Linked DNA regions of Homo sapiens: regions 2 and 3 are each linked to region 1. Evidence: chromatin loops called from intact Hi-C (ENCODE). Cell type or tissue: heart left ventricle. All regions are shown on one strand. Region 1 holds the start of PALM2AKAP2 (PALM2 and AKAP2 fusion). Region 2 has its middle 48 kb from the start of PALM2AKAP2-AS1. Region 3 has its middle 120 kb from the start of PALM2AKAP2-AS1.

Region 1 (5,000 bases):
CCGCAAAGTAGATGACACTTGGATGTGTGTCCCCAACCCCGATTCTTCTATTCAGAGTTCAGATATTTCCAACTGATCACTTCCAAAGGGTGCCCAGGCCCTTTTCCTTCTCCATCTCCCCATTCCATCACTCCTTTTAAAAATTTATTGCGGTTAAAAATACAAAACTTAAAATTTACCATTTCAACCACTTTTAAGCATATGGTTTGATGACAGTAAGTACATTCACACTGTTGTGCTCAATCATACCTTTTAAATATCTGTATAGCTGGGAGTAGAAGGACCATTTCTGGTTCAATTGTTTATTCCTGGGGCCTGCTTCTATCTCCATATCATTGGCCAAGCCTGGTGCTTAATGGTTAAGAGCATGGGCTCTGGTGAGTGTGATCTGAGTTTAAATCCCAGCTCTATAACTGTAGCTGAGTCTTTCAACCTCTCTGGTCTCATTTTCCTCATCTTAGTATTCTCTACAATCACTCTGCTGAAGCAATAACAGCTTTGTTTATTTGTGAGCAAACCCCTTTAAATAACTTGTCCTGCTGGGGCTTGTGCTGGAAATGAAGAAAAAAGGATGCATTTGAAGAAAAGGATGGGCTTAGCCAGAAAGTAGAAGTTTCTGATATATTGGAGTGGGATGTAGAATCTGGCACTGGCTTGGATTTATTAAACAATCAGCTCCACCTACACTTGTTATGAAAAAGATGGGAAAACAATCCATCAGTAAACGATTTTGGTGAGTGCTTCCATCTTTGGTCAGAGGAGTAATTGTTCATCAGTGACAGGTGAACCTCTGTGAAAATTGAAAGGGCAATTTAGTTGAAATGGAAGCATTTATTCAGGAAACAGGTGATCTGGGAAAATTTGATGTGCATTTTTTTTTTTTTTTTTGAGACAGAGTTTCACTCTTGTTGCCCAGGCTGGAGTGCAATGATGTGATCTCGGCTCACTGCAACCTCTGCCTCCCAGGTTCCAGTGATTCTCCTGCCTCGGCTTCCCAAGTAGCTGGGATTACAGGTGCCTGCCACCACGCCCGGCTAATTTTTTGTATTTTTAGTAGAGAAGGGGTTTCACCATGTTGGCCAGGCTGGTCTCGAACTCCTGACCTTAGGTGATCCACCCGCCTTGGCCTCCCAAAGTGCTGGGATTACAGGTGTGAGCCACCGCATCTGGCCTGATGTGTATATCTTTTAACATGCCTTTAAATCCTATGGCTCTAAAGAGGCCATATTAGTTATTTCAGTGTTTATTTCATTTGATGAAGAAACGTTTGCATATGAATGTTGGGAATTCTAGCAGGTCCTGCCTCAATGTGAAGAGGCATTTTTTTTTGCTTTTGGCATTGATCTCCTTTTGGACTGGGCCTGATCCACTTCTTACATCCAGTCCAGGACCTGTCACAAAAGACTCACATTAGTACCACATGGTATCCTGTTTTAGTAAAGAATAGGTGAAATATTTTAGTGAGTAGATCCTACTTTTCCTTTCAGATGCAATGAACAGAAGACCCTGAAAGGATTTCAATCCAGAATGTCACAGGATAATAAGAGCAGATGTCTGTGATGCCCTTTACAAAGCACCTTTACATACTGTCTCTCATTCGTCTCTAATGACACCTATGTGATCCTCCATTTTTTCAGATGAGGAAACTGAGGTTCAGAGTGATTAAGCGAGTTGCCTGAGATTTCACAGCTAACACATTGTGAAATCTAGTCTAGCACCCAGGACTAAAAACTCTCGGCTTCTTTTAAGGCCACATATCGCCTCACCAGAAGGGTGGCCTCTCTGGAGATATACCCTACCCTCGGCCGACTTGATATTGAGAACTTGGTCATCTTAAGCATGTGGGCCACTTGGGCAAGGCAGCCCTTCCCAAATTGTAAATGTCCCCACGTGGAGCTCAAGCGTCTGGCTTGAGCCAGAAGGTGCCCTGAACACTCGGTGGCCCCAGCCCCCACGTAACAGCACGTGCTCGGGTCCCACATTCGGTCAGACGCCCCTCTCCACTGGCATCTGCCCGGTGGAGGCGCCACTGCGCTCTGCCTCCGCCCCAGCAAGCGCGTGTCCACGCGGGCGCGCCACGCCAGCCGTGCGCCCCAGCGGCTCGCCGTGCGCCCGCGCCCCAGGTGCCCACTGGCTCGCGCGCCCTCCGTCTGCGCCTTGGAGACCCGCGGCGGCGATCGCTCGGAGCCGCCTTGGACCGCGGCCTCGGGTCCATCACACTCCAGGGGCGGAGCGAGGCACCGAGACGTCAGGGCGGAGAACTAGCGCCGGGCTAGCGCGCCCTCCCGGCGGCTGCCGGCGTCCCACGTCCTCGGCTGGCGCGGCCGGCGGCGGCGGCGACCGGGAGATGCAGTGAGCGGCGGCGCTGGGGCGCAGCCAGGCGGCCGGGAGGGCGGGGGCCAGAGGCTGAGCCCGGGCGAGCCCGCCGTGCGCACAGCTCTGCCCGCCGCCCCTGGAGCGGATCCCCAGCCGTCCCTGGGCGTTCTCCCGGGTTCTAGCAAAGCCCCCCGGGGTGCCCATCAGTTTCCTTGGGTGACTACAGCGTGTGTTTTTTCTTTCCTCTTTCCCCTGCCTGTGTGCCCTTCTCCAGGATGGCAGAGGCGGAATTGCACAAGGAAAGGCTGCAAGCCATAGCAGTAAGTCCACTTTCATTTTATTTTCTTGCTCTATTGTCTGGGGTGGAAGGGGGCCCCCGAGGGTTTCGGGGCAAGCGGCATGCCAGCACAGTAGCCGCAGGTCATATGTTCCAGGGGCTAAAACTCTGTCAGGGCTCAGCTAGGCTGCCTTTTCTTTTCTATGTCTATAGATGGAGACCCCCAAGGGCGCGCTTTGGACTGAGGATTTGAATGTGGAAGATTGGCTTAAAAAAAGATGCTTGCTGCTGGGCTTTGGGGAAGGACTAAACAGAGGCTTGGGGTGGGGGGACGACTCCAGGAATATTATGACCGAATGCTCAGGCATACGTTGGCTTCATAGCCTGGAGAACCAAGAGAAGGGTGACCTGAACGGTGGCTGCCATCCTCTCTGCGGAAGCTGTCCTCCTGTTAAGTGGAAAACCAGGAGTCAGCGACTCAGCCAGCCACGCGGTAGAACCTCCTCCCAGAAACCGGGAATGTTAGTTTTCCCTTCTCTGTTTGATATTGACAAGGGCACTGGCACAAGCCACCACCCTGGAGGTCTGGGGACTTCATACAACTGGGTCCTGGTTATAATATTCCATGAGAGCCTCCTTCTTATGGTGTGGAGTATCTGAAAACCTATTTTCAGCCTACAAAGGAGTAGTCAGTTTTGGCAAAGTTCGTAGGCACTTTCAGAAAAGTGTACCCATGTGCATCTTGGGTTTAAAAAAGAACTCTCTGAGACTGCCTAGATTTGAGCAATCTTAACACAGTGTTGCCAATGATCCACAGATGTGGTATTTTTACTGGAGCCACCACAGCTGGATTATATATTTCCTTCGAGGATGAGGGAATGATTACTGCTGCCGTATGAAATAGTAACAATTAAAAAAGAAGGTCCGTTAACATATTGGCATAAAAGAATCTCCAGACATTCTTCCACCTAAATACATTTGTGTTTTTCAGTTCGGAAGTTCTCTGGAAACACATATAAATTTGTTGGAGAAATAGTGTGTAATGTTTTGGAACCAAAGTATATTAAAGCGTTTTCCAAAACCTTTTTGGACAGATTCTTCATTGGGAAAATGCACACAGACCCTTCCTTTTTTAGAAGCATTTGACATGGTCTCCAAGGCTCTGAGACCCTCTTTCTCAAACGCCTCAAATCTGAAATGTCTTGGAGACTTCACCACTGAAGTGAGAGAGATGTTTGCTGGCAATATTGAAATGCCATGGTTTGCCTATTAGGTAATCTTTGAACGTGGTGCTCTGAACTCAGAAAGGTTGTTTTTTTCTTCTTTCTCTTTCCCCCTGTGCATGTGTATTTTGATGGTTTGTGAAGTTATTTGTGGTTTCTAAAGTTGGTGGCAAGGCAGCATGGCCAGTGTGTCATGAACTTGATAAGAATGGTGATATTGAGTTAATGGTGCCATGTAGCTGGTGGGTGTTTTGTGTGAACTGGATAATAGGCTGCTTTAACTGTTGATGCAGTGGCTGTTCCCATTGGCTGCTGCTGAAGGCTTCCAACAGTTGTCACATTTTCTGCCTTTGCACAACCAGCTTTACTGGATGCCTGAGGAACAGCTGAACTCCATGAAAGGACTTGCTTTCCAAACATGGAGCCAGTAGCTGCTAACACTGGGGTACCCTTTTCCAAGTGCGGTTGAGTAATCCCAGCAGAGGCCAAGTCGATTTTCCAAGAAAGATCTAGGCAAATCTTTGGGAATTCTCTTGAGCATATAAGAATACACACAAATACTCACTTGTGCCTCTTCAGTTATTGAAGAATTGAGTTTGTCCTGTGTATCTGGGGAGCTGTTGATTATTCTCATGAATGTGCACCTAATACAGTCTGCCCTCCCTATTCATGGGTTCCATATCCACGCCTTCAGTCAATCTTGGATTGAAACTATTGGAAAAAATAATAGATAGCTGAGTCTGTACTGAACATGTACAGACTTTTTCTTGTCACCATTCCCTAAATAATACAGTATAATCAACTGTTTACGTCGCATTTACAGTGTATTAGGTATTATAAATAATCTGAAAATGATTAATGTATGTGGGAGGATGTGAGTAGGTTATATGCAAATACCATGCTATTTTATAGGGACTTGAGCATCCTTTGATTTTGGTATCCAAGGGGGTCCTGAAACCAATTCTCTGAGGATACTGAGGGATGACTGTATGATGTTGTCAGGACAGATTTGCTAACAGCGTGTGTTTGTTTGTGTGTGTGTGTGTGTGTGTGTGTGTGTGTGTATGTGTGTGTGAGAGAGAGAGCCAATTAAGAGACAGAGGGAGTTGGGTGGGGGGACTTATGGCCACATCGGTAAATGGTTTTATGCTATGCTTTGGTCTAGTGCCTACTCTTCTGAATTC
Region 2 (5,000 bases), 56 kb before region 1:
AACTGTCCATTTATTGGGGACTGTTAATAAATTATGATTCATCTCTACAGTGGAGTACTATGCAGCTGTTAAAAAGGAAATTATTTATATACTGATGATAATGACCTCTAAACTATACTGTAAAATGAAAACAGCTAAAATTTGTGAAAAAAGAATACACACGCATACACACATGCATATCCAATTTCTTGTAATATGCACTTAATATCCCTGGAAGCATACATAAGAAACATCAGTTTCCTCAGGAGTGGAGAGTTGGGTAACTGAGGAATAGGAGTGGGAGGGGAACTTTTCACTATAATATGCTATGGGGACTTTTGATTTTTGAGCCATGTAAATTGTTACAGATAAATATACAAATAGGAGCTAGGCGAGATGCCTCACACCTGTAATCTCAACACTTTGGTAGGCTGAGATAGGCGGGTTGCCTGAATCCAGGAGCTCAATACTAGCCTGGGCAACATGGAAAATCCCCATCTCTACAAAAAATATGAAAATTAGCCAGGCGTGGTGGCATGCACCCGTAGACCCAGCTTTTCGTGAGGCTGAGGTGGGGGGATCACTTGAACCCAGGAGGTTGAAGCCGTAGTGAGCCTTGGTTGCATCACTGCACTCCAGCCTGGTAGACAGAGTGAGACCCTGTCTCATAAATAAATAAACAAACAAAAACACTTTAAATTTTAAAATTCTTCACCTGGCATTTGAAAGCCCCTCACAATCTGCCCTTGATTATATTATCAGGCATATTTCTAGAATATCACATTTTCCCTTGCACAAGCCGTCTGCTCTGCCCACCAAGCACCTCCTGCCTCATGTGTGATTCCATTTAGGTCCTTTCAAAGCCAAGTTGCCAGGTTCTAGTTCCAATTCTACCCAACTCGCGTTTTCTGGAAACTCCGCAAAAAGCACTGTGCCTGCAGCTGCAGGCTATACTCTCAACTTAGCCTTTTCTCACTTTGTATTCCCTGGGCATGTAAAATTTGTTAGGGCAACATCCTTGATCTTAGACCCTTTTGTGGAGGGAAGGAAAATAAATGGGGTAGAAAGAGCTGACAAAAGCTTCAAACTTCTTCAGTATCTGCTTAAAGGCCCATCTCCGCTAGGAAACCAGGCCTATCCATTCAGCCATGGAGATCTCCTCCCCTGGCTCCTATAAGTCTAATTATGATGACCCATACCACCGCCCAGCACCGACCTTATGTAGCCATACATTGACATGTGTGATCATGCTGTGTCCCCCCACCAACTCAATCTATGTCTTTACCAAATATTTAATGAACACCACCATGCTACCATGTTACCAGGTAGCAAAAGATGACCGAGACCCCATTCCTGCTGACAATGGAACTCATAGGAGAATCAAATAACAATTGTACTTGAAGAAATTGTCTCTAAGATAGTGCGACATGGAATTGAGACCTCTGTGCTCTGCATGGAAGACCCGAGAGGGCTGCTAAGGGGATACTGTCCTTGACATGAGTCATGAGGATATATATGTATCACTTTTCAAGTGGAAACAAGCGGAAAAAGAAAAAGGCATTTAACAAGAAGGTGTTTCAGGAGAATTCCAACTAATTCAGTATGGCTGAAGTACACAGCACCTGCAAAAAAGCAAAGGTGGTGAGGGTGGATCCATAGGCATGAGCTAAAACAAATTCCTCCTGTGTGTAGGCTCCTTAGCAGCAGAGATTTTTGTGTGTTTATTGATGGATCCTGGGTGCTCCATAGTGCCTGGCACAGAACAGGTACTAAATATATATTTGTTGTATAGGAAAACAAATCAATGTTGGAAATGGATTAATAAATGTATGTCAGGACCAGAAGTTTGGACTTTGACCTAAAGGGTTATTGAAGGACTTTAGTCAGCTCAATGGCTAGGTCATACGTTCATTTCAGATAAGCACGTAATCAACTGGAAAACAAATGAAAGTATATAAAGGGGCTCAATGTGAAGGCTTACAGAGAACACACAGACATCATCTCTTTATACATATATGTAATGTCCAATAATAAAATAAATAGCAATAAAAATTTAAAACACCAAGTAAAATTAAAATGTGCAAGATGTACATCTTTAAAAACAATAAAACTTAATAAAAGAATAAAAAGAAGAAGACTTGACTAAATAAAGGGAAACATCATGTTCTTGGGCAGGAAGTCTCATATTGTAAAGATGTCACGCTTCCCTAAAGTAATATATAAATGTAATACAGTTTCAATTAAAATCCCAGTGAGGTTTTGTGGTACTTGACGAATAGCTTTTAAAATTCATTTATATGTACAGGTGAATGAAAACGGCCAAGAAAAACTTGAAAAACCAATAAAAATGAGAAAGGAGCTTGCTTAACCAGATCAAAAGACACCAAATAAATTTATGGTAACTAAAACAGTAAGGTACTAGAGCAGGAACACAGAAATTGAACAGAGTCAAGTATCTAAAAACAAATCTTGTGTATAGTTAGCAGTGGTGATAGCTCACATTTATTGAGAGCTTACTATGTGCCTGGCATTTTTCTAAGCATTTTGTGTTACTCATTTTATTCTCATAAAACCCTCTGAAGGGTGTCTTGTTATTATCCCCATTTTATATATGACAAAGCACACATAGATTATGCTACATGCCTATGGTTTCAGAGCTGGTGAGTGACATCCAGGCTGTCTGACTCAAAAGCCTTCATTTTCAATCACAATAAAATGGTCTTTCTGCAGGTAAAAAGCAGAGGCATTCAAAACATAAGAGACAAATTTGACTATATAAATATTTAAGGCATTGATCCTGAAAAAAACAGTGTTAAATGAAAAGCGAAAAGCTAGGAAAATATTTGCAAAGTACGGGAATTCTTACACATCAATAAAATATGAACACCTAAATAGACAAAGTAAACAATCATTATGAACAAGACAATTTATACAAGAAGAAATGCAAATGGCCAATAAACATATAAGATGCTCAATCTCAATGGCAATCAAAAAAAAGAAAATTAAAATGAGATGTCATTTTTCTCCCATCAGAATGATAAGAATTAAAGGTAGGAGCCTAGGGTTGGCAAGAACATGGTGGGAACAGTATCAAGCCAACAATATTGGAGCTTGAGGTAAAAGGAAAAATCAATAATATTGATTCTACCTTTATTTCAAATGTTGATATTTTGTTCATCATGGACTTTTCTTGCATGAATTTTGATTTAAAAATATTGTATCAAAATATTTGTTTTGATTACTGAGGTTTGTTTATAGCACGTTAAATTTTGTGTCCAAGGAAAAGTGCCTCACTCGTGTCATATTAGTCCCAACTCTGCATGGACAGTCTGCAAATATAAATCAAAATGTTTAGGTATGCTTAGCCACTACTAGCACAGCAATTCTTTTTCTAGGAATTTAACCTAAAGGAATAACTCATCAAGCACACAGAGATAAAAGTACAGAGATGCTCGTTATGGTATGACTCGTAAGAAAAAGTTGTAAACTATCATTAAGAGATTGGTTAAAGTATGATATATTTGTACGCTAGAATACTATACAGGCATTAAAAATGATGTCATAGAGGTGTGCATATTTAAAGGAAAAGATATCCGTGTTGCATTAAAGAGTACATAAAAAAGCAAGAATATGTACAATGTGTACAATAATTCCAATTATGCAACACACACATGTAACTCCAAAAAAAGTCTTAAAAAGTAATAAGTTTTTATTGGAGTGACATGAAAAAGTAGCAAAATGGAATGTCACACTTCACACAGTCTCTCATCGTGGCAGCTATTTTATTTTCTCTCACAAAACTCCCTTTTGCTAACATACCCTCTTACAATTTTTTGACATATTTCAATTTCCCCATGGTAGCACGTAGTGCCTCATATGCCTGCATTTAATCTGCCCCCATGTTTTCAATTCTATAGCTCTGCCCATCACCCAGGAGGACTAGTACCTTTAACACATTAGCCTTCTTTCCTACAAGGCAGGTGTAACAGACATTTATTTTTCTTAGGGGAACTCCTTGGCTTATGAGTCTGCCTCCCTCTATAGAAGCCAGACTCTTTTTATTCCAGCCTCCCTTTCCACTTGAGCATAGACATATGACCTGGGCTCAGTCAATCAGCTGCCCCTGCCCAAGACTTGCAATCAGAAGCTAGTGACTGAAAGCAGCAGGTGCCATGTAGAATCCAGTCTGGTTGTGGTGGTGGCAGCTGATGCCTTCAGTTTTCAGAAGCAGCAATTGCAGGGCTCCCGGTGGAGGCAACCAGTGCCCAGCATCTGCCGGGTCAGCAGAGCAGGCTCCTGTACTGCGTTCAGTGGTGGGGCTGTTGTGTTTCCTCCAGACCAGCTCTGCAGTATGACTGGGACTTCTCTGGCCATGCAGCCTCCACGCCTGGGTTGCTGACCATTCCAGAGATTCTGTGAGTGACTTCACATTCTTTAACAAATCTCTTTCCTGCTTAAATTAAATGTTTGCTTTCCATTGTTTTCAACTAAGAATCCTCACTAATACATAGTTATTTTTGGTACTGCCATATATATGTGTGTATGTGTGTAGAAATCTGATTTCAACACCCATTATAGCTTACTCTCCCAAAGAAAAACAAGTGTATAGGTTAAATCAAGTTGATATGCTTAGGGAAGCTTCATTCATCTAGAACTGTATAGTCAAATACAATAGCTACTAGGCATGCATGGCTATTCAAATTTAAATTAATTAAAAGTAAATAAAATTTAAATTCAGTTTCTCAGCAACTCTAGCCATATTTCAAGTGTTGAAAACCCACATGTGGCTATGGGTACCAAACCGGACAGTGAGATTTAGAACATTTTCATTATTGCAGAAAGTTCCATTGGACAGGACAATCTAGAGGGATCTTGAGATTTCACCAGCCCACCTCACTGAACCATCACAGAGAGTGAAAAACCACTTTGGGTTACATGCATTGCACTATCTAACCATATCGCAGAAATTTTGTGTCAACAGAGAAGTAACCTTGCTAACTAGATTAGAGTGTGTTTTACTT
Region 3 (5,000 bases), 130 kb before region 1:
CCCACTTCAGCATCCCAAAGTGCTGGGATTATAGAGGTGAGCCACCATACCTAGCCTCACAGTAGACACAATTTTCCTTCCAATTTTTCCTTCTTTTAGTTCATTTCAGCGGCTTTGAGGGAAGCACAGAGAAGACTTTACCATATCTTTGAGTTAATGAATCAATGAATCTTGTGTTTCTACGAAAATAATATTAGTAACTACCAAATGTCATTGTTATTAACAAATCTGTTGTTATTATATATCTTTATTCTCTCTCAATTCTTAGGAATGTGTATGGCAAAAAAAGAGTTCATGAATGAGATTATAAATACTTTGCAGTAGAAGTATTTTGGAAAGGGTGTATCTGGTGATGTTCTCCATCTCATCCTTCAAATCCATTTTCTACCCTTCCCTGCCTATGTGCCTCATGAGGCTGTGCTTTGTGCCCTGTGAGGCTGACCTCTATGGACTCCCTCAGCTTGCCTCTCTTACTCTTTGACTTCCTGTTGAGTTGGCTCAATGGAAGGCACCAGCAGGAGAACCATGGATGAGAGAAAATTGAGGTCAGTGTACGGTTTAATCTATGGTTTCTCTTCCTACAGGGCAGTGGGTTGGCCAGGGCATCTTTCCTCTTCTGAAGGCCACAGCAGCCCTTCCTACTGCTACAGCTACAGCTCTCTCCCACTGCTGGTAGCCACTTCCTTCCTTTGCTCCTCTGGGACTTGATGTGGCGATGGCTCCCTTATCACTTTGTTAGCCCCTGGGTGCTTCACCATTGCTGTGGGTTACTGTCAGCTCTGCCTTTGCCTTTGTAAAGCAGTCTCTTTATTAAGATTATTTCAATTATCCAGTTGGAGTATGCCATCTGCTTCCAGCTGGGATCCTAGCTCACACAGCATGTGAGGATAGAAGCACTGAAAGTCTTATGAGAACCCTTCTTATTGCCGGGATGGAATCTGGTGATTTCTGTTTGTTCATACATTCTGGTCATTGGACCTCAAGGTTCCAATATAGGGAAGAGATATTGAGTGTTGTTATGTGCACACTCAAATATTTAAGAAGGAGACACTCCTATTCCACAGATATCAAAGTGCTCATTTACTTCCCACTGAAAGATGTCATTTTCTTATATATAACTTATAATAAAAATTCCCCAAATTTGATGCCTTAGAGGGAAGACCAATCTCAGTTATGAGTAGGCTTAATCAAAATTTTATTTTATTTAAAGAAATGAAATCTCATTTCTCTTCATTATAGGAAGGAACATTCCTGGTCGAAATTCTGTTTTTGTAAATAGGTCTTTATAGTATTTGATGTGCTATTTAAAAATGTGATAATTTAACCTATTAATAGTACATAAATGGATGCTACCTAAATTACTGCCAAGTCAATTAAGTCTATACCATCATGTGTAATCTTTTTCACAGATAGTACAAAAGCATAAAATATAGTGTAATGAAAATGTGTGTTTCACAAGTTCTGAATAAATGGGTTATAAATTAAATATATCACAATCCACTGACTTTTATATAGTATTTTGATATAGTTTGGATATTTGTCCTCCCACCCAGATCTCATGTTGAAATGTGATCCCCAGTGTTGGCAGTGGGGCCTAGTGAGAAGTGTTTGAGTCATGAGGGTGGATCCCTCATGAATGGCTTGGTACCTTCCCTGAAGTAATAAATTAGCTCATGCAAGAGCTGACTGTTTAACAGAGCCTGGCACCTCCTCCCCTCTCTCTTGCCATGTGACACTCCTGCTCCCCTTCACCTTCTGCCGTGAGTGGAAGCTTCCTGAGGCCTCACCAGAAGCAGATGCTGGTGTTATGCTTCTTGAACAGTCTGCAGAACTGTGAGCCAAATAAATCTGTTTTCCTTATAAATTACCTAGTCTCCAGTATTTCTTTATAGCAATGCAAAAACAGACTAATACATATCTCATACTTGAAAAGTCAGTTGTTGTTTAGACTGCTTGCCCTACTTTTAATACTTCAATTTCTCTGTCAATCATGTTTATTTATTAATTCATTCAACTCATAATTATTAAGTACCTGGTATGTGCCAGACACTTTTATGGGTATCTGTGGTACAAATAGGAGTAAGACATTGTCTTTGCCTTCATAGGGGTCACAATCTAATGAGAAACATAGTTGGTCAGGTAATTATAATAAAACATGGCAAGTGTTTATTCAAAGGAAAGGTTTGATGGAATACTATCTGTCAGAGGCACATAGCCTTGGGGCAGGAGCCTAAATGAATTTTAGGAGTCCAGGGATTCTAAGATGAGGTCAAAATCCAAGCCTATTTCATAGCCCTTGAAATTAATTTAGCATAAAAAAATCTTTAATGTTTGGACTAGTCATCTTACAACTGGTTAAGTCATTTACTTAAAAAATTAGCAACCCAAATCCTGTATTAAAACTAGTTTGAATAACCGACTTAACCTTCAACTCTTTTAGTTTGCACTATGACTAATGCTGCCTCCGTGATCATGGGTGAGGCAGCATTGTGGAGAATGCCTGCCCCCTTGAGGAATCAGAAACTCAGCTTTCAGATGATGGTGCAAAGTGGGATCACAAACAAAATGAAACAAAAAACAAAGAACAAAAAGGAAACAACACAAAAACCAAAACAGAACAAACAAAACGATATGAAGATTTGGTGGGCACTGCTAAACCCTTTGTAGATACTTGGTTTTAGTCACGTTTGCTGAGATCACATCGAAAGCCTCTGAACCTCTGAAAGGCATTAAAAGTTGTCCCACTGCACCTATGAGCCATCCAGAGAAACGTTAAATAAGTTGGTCCAGAAACACTTTTGAAGTCCTCCATCCTTTCAATACTTTTCTTACTTCTTTGCTTCTGAGCGGGAGGTGCAGCATTTAAAATCAAAGACATTAATAATAAGGTCTCATTTCCTAAGACAGCATCTTTCCCACTGCAATGTGCATATGAATCATTTGGGGTCATGTTGAAAAGCAGATCCTGATTCTGTAGATAGGGGGTGTAGTTGGGGGGTTCCTGTGTTCCCAACAAGCTTCCCAGGAGGTGATGCTGATGCTGCTGGTCTGCAGACCACACTCTGAGTAGCAACATTCTCAGTGCAAATATAGAGCACAGGGCTTTATATAACACAAGATGTGGGTGTGGGGTTCCTCATCCTTTTACATTTCCCATCCTAAGACAATCTCATAGTAGGCGAGTCTGATGATGAATTGGAGTTCAACAATCTGTGTGTGGAACAAGTAAACACACAGAGCAAAACCTGGCTCTTCATTTTAATTGGCACAACTTAGCAGTTACATGTGGATAGGCAAAGTCTCTATTTTTTGGGAAATCAGAATGGGGTAGGGGTTAGCCAATAAGTGTATATGAGATAGATAAATGCAATCTTATCTTTTAAAATATGATTTGAAAATTTTGTGGTCATAAATAATTTATATCCTAAAAATATTCTTCTTTGGTCAGTCCTTTAATATTTTAAAAGTAGTGAATCTAATTGTTTATGGCCTCATGTGGCTGTAAGCCATAATATCTTGGTATAAATCTCTAGTTATGATTATATGGATATAATATGAATATGATGTGTTAGGCCCAAGAAGCTCGTGGTATTCCATTTTCTGAACAAGATCAATAAACTCTGGGATCCTTACTATTAAAAGCAAGGGAAAAGCAACTTGTTTTGTAAAAGATAATTCAAACATGTTAGTAAGTTGTGTTTTCATTTATGTGAGATGAGAATTATCTCCAAAACTCTTTCATTGTAATGGGAGCTAAGCTTTATAAAGACAATGCATATTTGTTAATTAGACTGCACAGAACAAGGTTCAGTTATGGATTCTTGATTGCTTGGTAAAATGATGGCTCTTCAAACCTAATTACATTTGGGTGAGCTAAAGCACAGTTCTGAAGGACTCAATATGTTCACTCCCAGCCTTCATCAGCTGTACAATTTGCTTTCCTGTTAGTTTTACTTTAGATCTTGAAATTAAAAGCATTTTGTTATATCAGGATGGTGTGTCTATGACTTCAGTGCAAGTAGAGGAGGAGTGTTCTACCCTGGAATAACACAAATTAGAGGTGCCTGTATGTATGTGTATGGTGTGTGTGTGTGTGTGTGTGTGTGTGTATATGTATTAAACTTCATGCTTTTTAAAGCCTCCTTCTAAAATGCCATCTTTCAGATGTGCCTATCTGTGTCTTATTTTGGTAGTTTTTCTTTTCTTTCCCCATTCAACCGTCTCTTGGGAATTAGAAAAGGATTCCTAAGATCAAAATCCCCAATTTTCTGGAAAAGCTTTGGCACTTGTTACTCTCTCCCCACATTTTCCTGCTTCCTAAGATTGGTCAAGGGCAGGGGCCGGGCGCGGTGGCTCACGCCTGTAATCCCAGCACTTTGGGAGGCCGAGGCAGGTGGATCACGAGGTCAGGAGATTGAGACCATCCTGGCTGATGGTCTCAGGGTTTCACCATGTCTCTACTAAAAGTACAAAAAAATTAGCCGGGTGTGGTGGCGGGCGCCTGTAGTCCCAGCTACTCGGGAGGCTGAGGCAGGAGAATGGCATGAACCTGGGAGGTGGAGCTTGCACCGCGTGAGCCGAGATCGGCCACTGCACTCCAGGCTGGGCGACAGAGCGAGACTCGGTCTCAAAAAAAAAAAAAAAAAAAAGATTGCTCAAGGGCAGCCATAGGCCCTCTGGGTGACAAGGAACAGAGATTTATATAGTCCATCTTACAAAATATGGATAAAGGGTCTCTTTCTCTCTATATATATGTATTTTGTGTGTGTGGTAAAATATACATAGCATAAAATTTACCATTGTAACCATTTATAAGTGCATAATTCAGTGGCATTAAGTACATTAACCATGTTGTGCAATCATCACCATTTCCAGAACTTTTTCATCATCCCAGACTGAAACTCTCTACCCATAAAACATCATCTCCCTATTCTCCCCACCCCCTACCCCCCATTCTACTTTTGGTTTCTGTGAAACTGCCTACTCTAGGTGCCCCATAT

Evidence for each region. Peaks named below come from ENCODE experiments on the same cell type or tissue, not always from the same donor. Only the 100,000 strongest peaks of a DNase experiment are listed, where the experiment ranks them.
Region 2: a loop joins it to region 1, with 2.0 times the contacts of the local background. A loop is called at or near these places in 5 of 110 quality-filtered maps.
Region 3: it touches region 1 in a loop (2.0-fold over the local background); 5 of 110 quality-filtered maps call a loop at or near these places.

Annotation. Positions count from the first base shown.
Region 1 is chr9:109,777,898-109,782,897 of GRCh38, forward strand. It overlaps PALM2AKAP2 (PALM2 and AKAP2 fusion), which reads left to right and starts at 2,301. Exons shown (of 11, transcript NM_007203.5): 1 at 2,301-2,636. The coding sequence starts at 2,592. In heart left ventricle, CTCF peaks have their summits at 2,020 and 2,242; DNase peaks (open chromatin) are centred at 2,024, 2,324 and 3,065; H3K4me3 peaks cover 2,966 bases; H3K27ac peaks cover 2,865 bases.
Region 2 is chr9:109,722,126-109,727,125 of GRCh38, forward strand. It overlaps a transcript of PALM2AKAP2 not described here. Among named protein-coding and RNA genes, the nearest start is that of PALM2AKAP2-AS1, 48 kb to the right of the region's middle. In heart left ventricle, no CTCF peak of the experiment used is centred here; no DNase peak of the experiment used is centred here.
Region 3 is chr9:109,650,670-109,655,669 of GRCh38, forward strand. It overlaps a transcript of PALM2AKAP2 not described here. Among named protein-coding and RNA genes, the nearest start is that of PALM2AKAP2-AS1, 120 kb to the right of the region's middle. In heart left ventricle, a CTCF peak has its summit at 2,505 (motif pointing left); no DNase peak of the experiment used is centred here.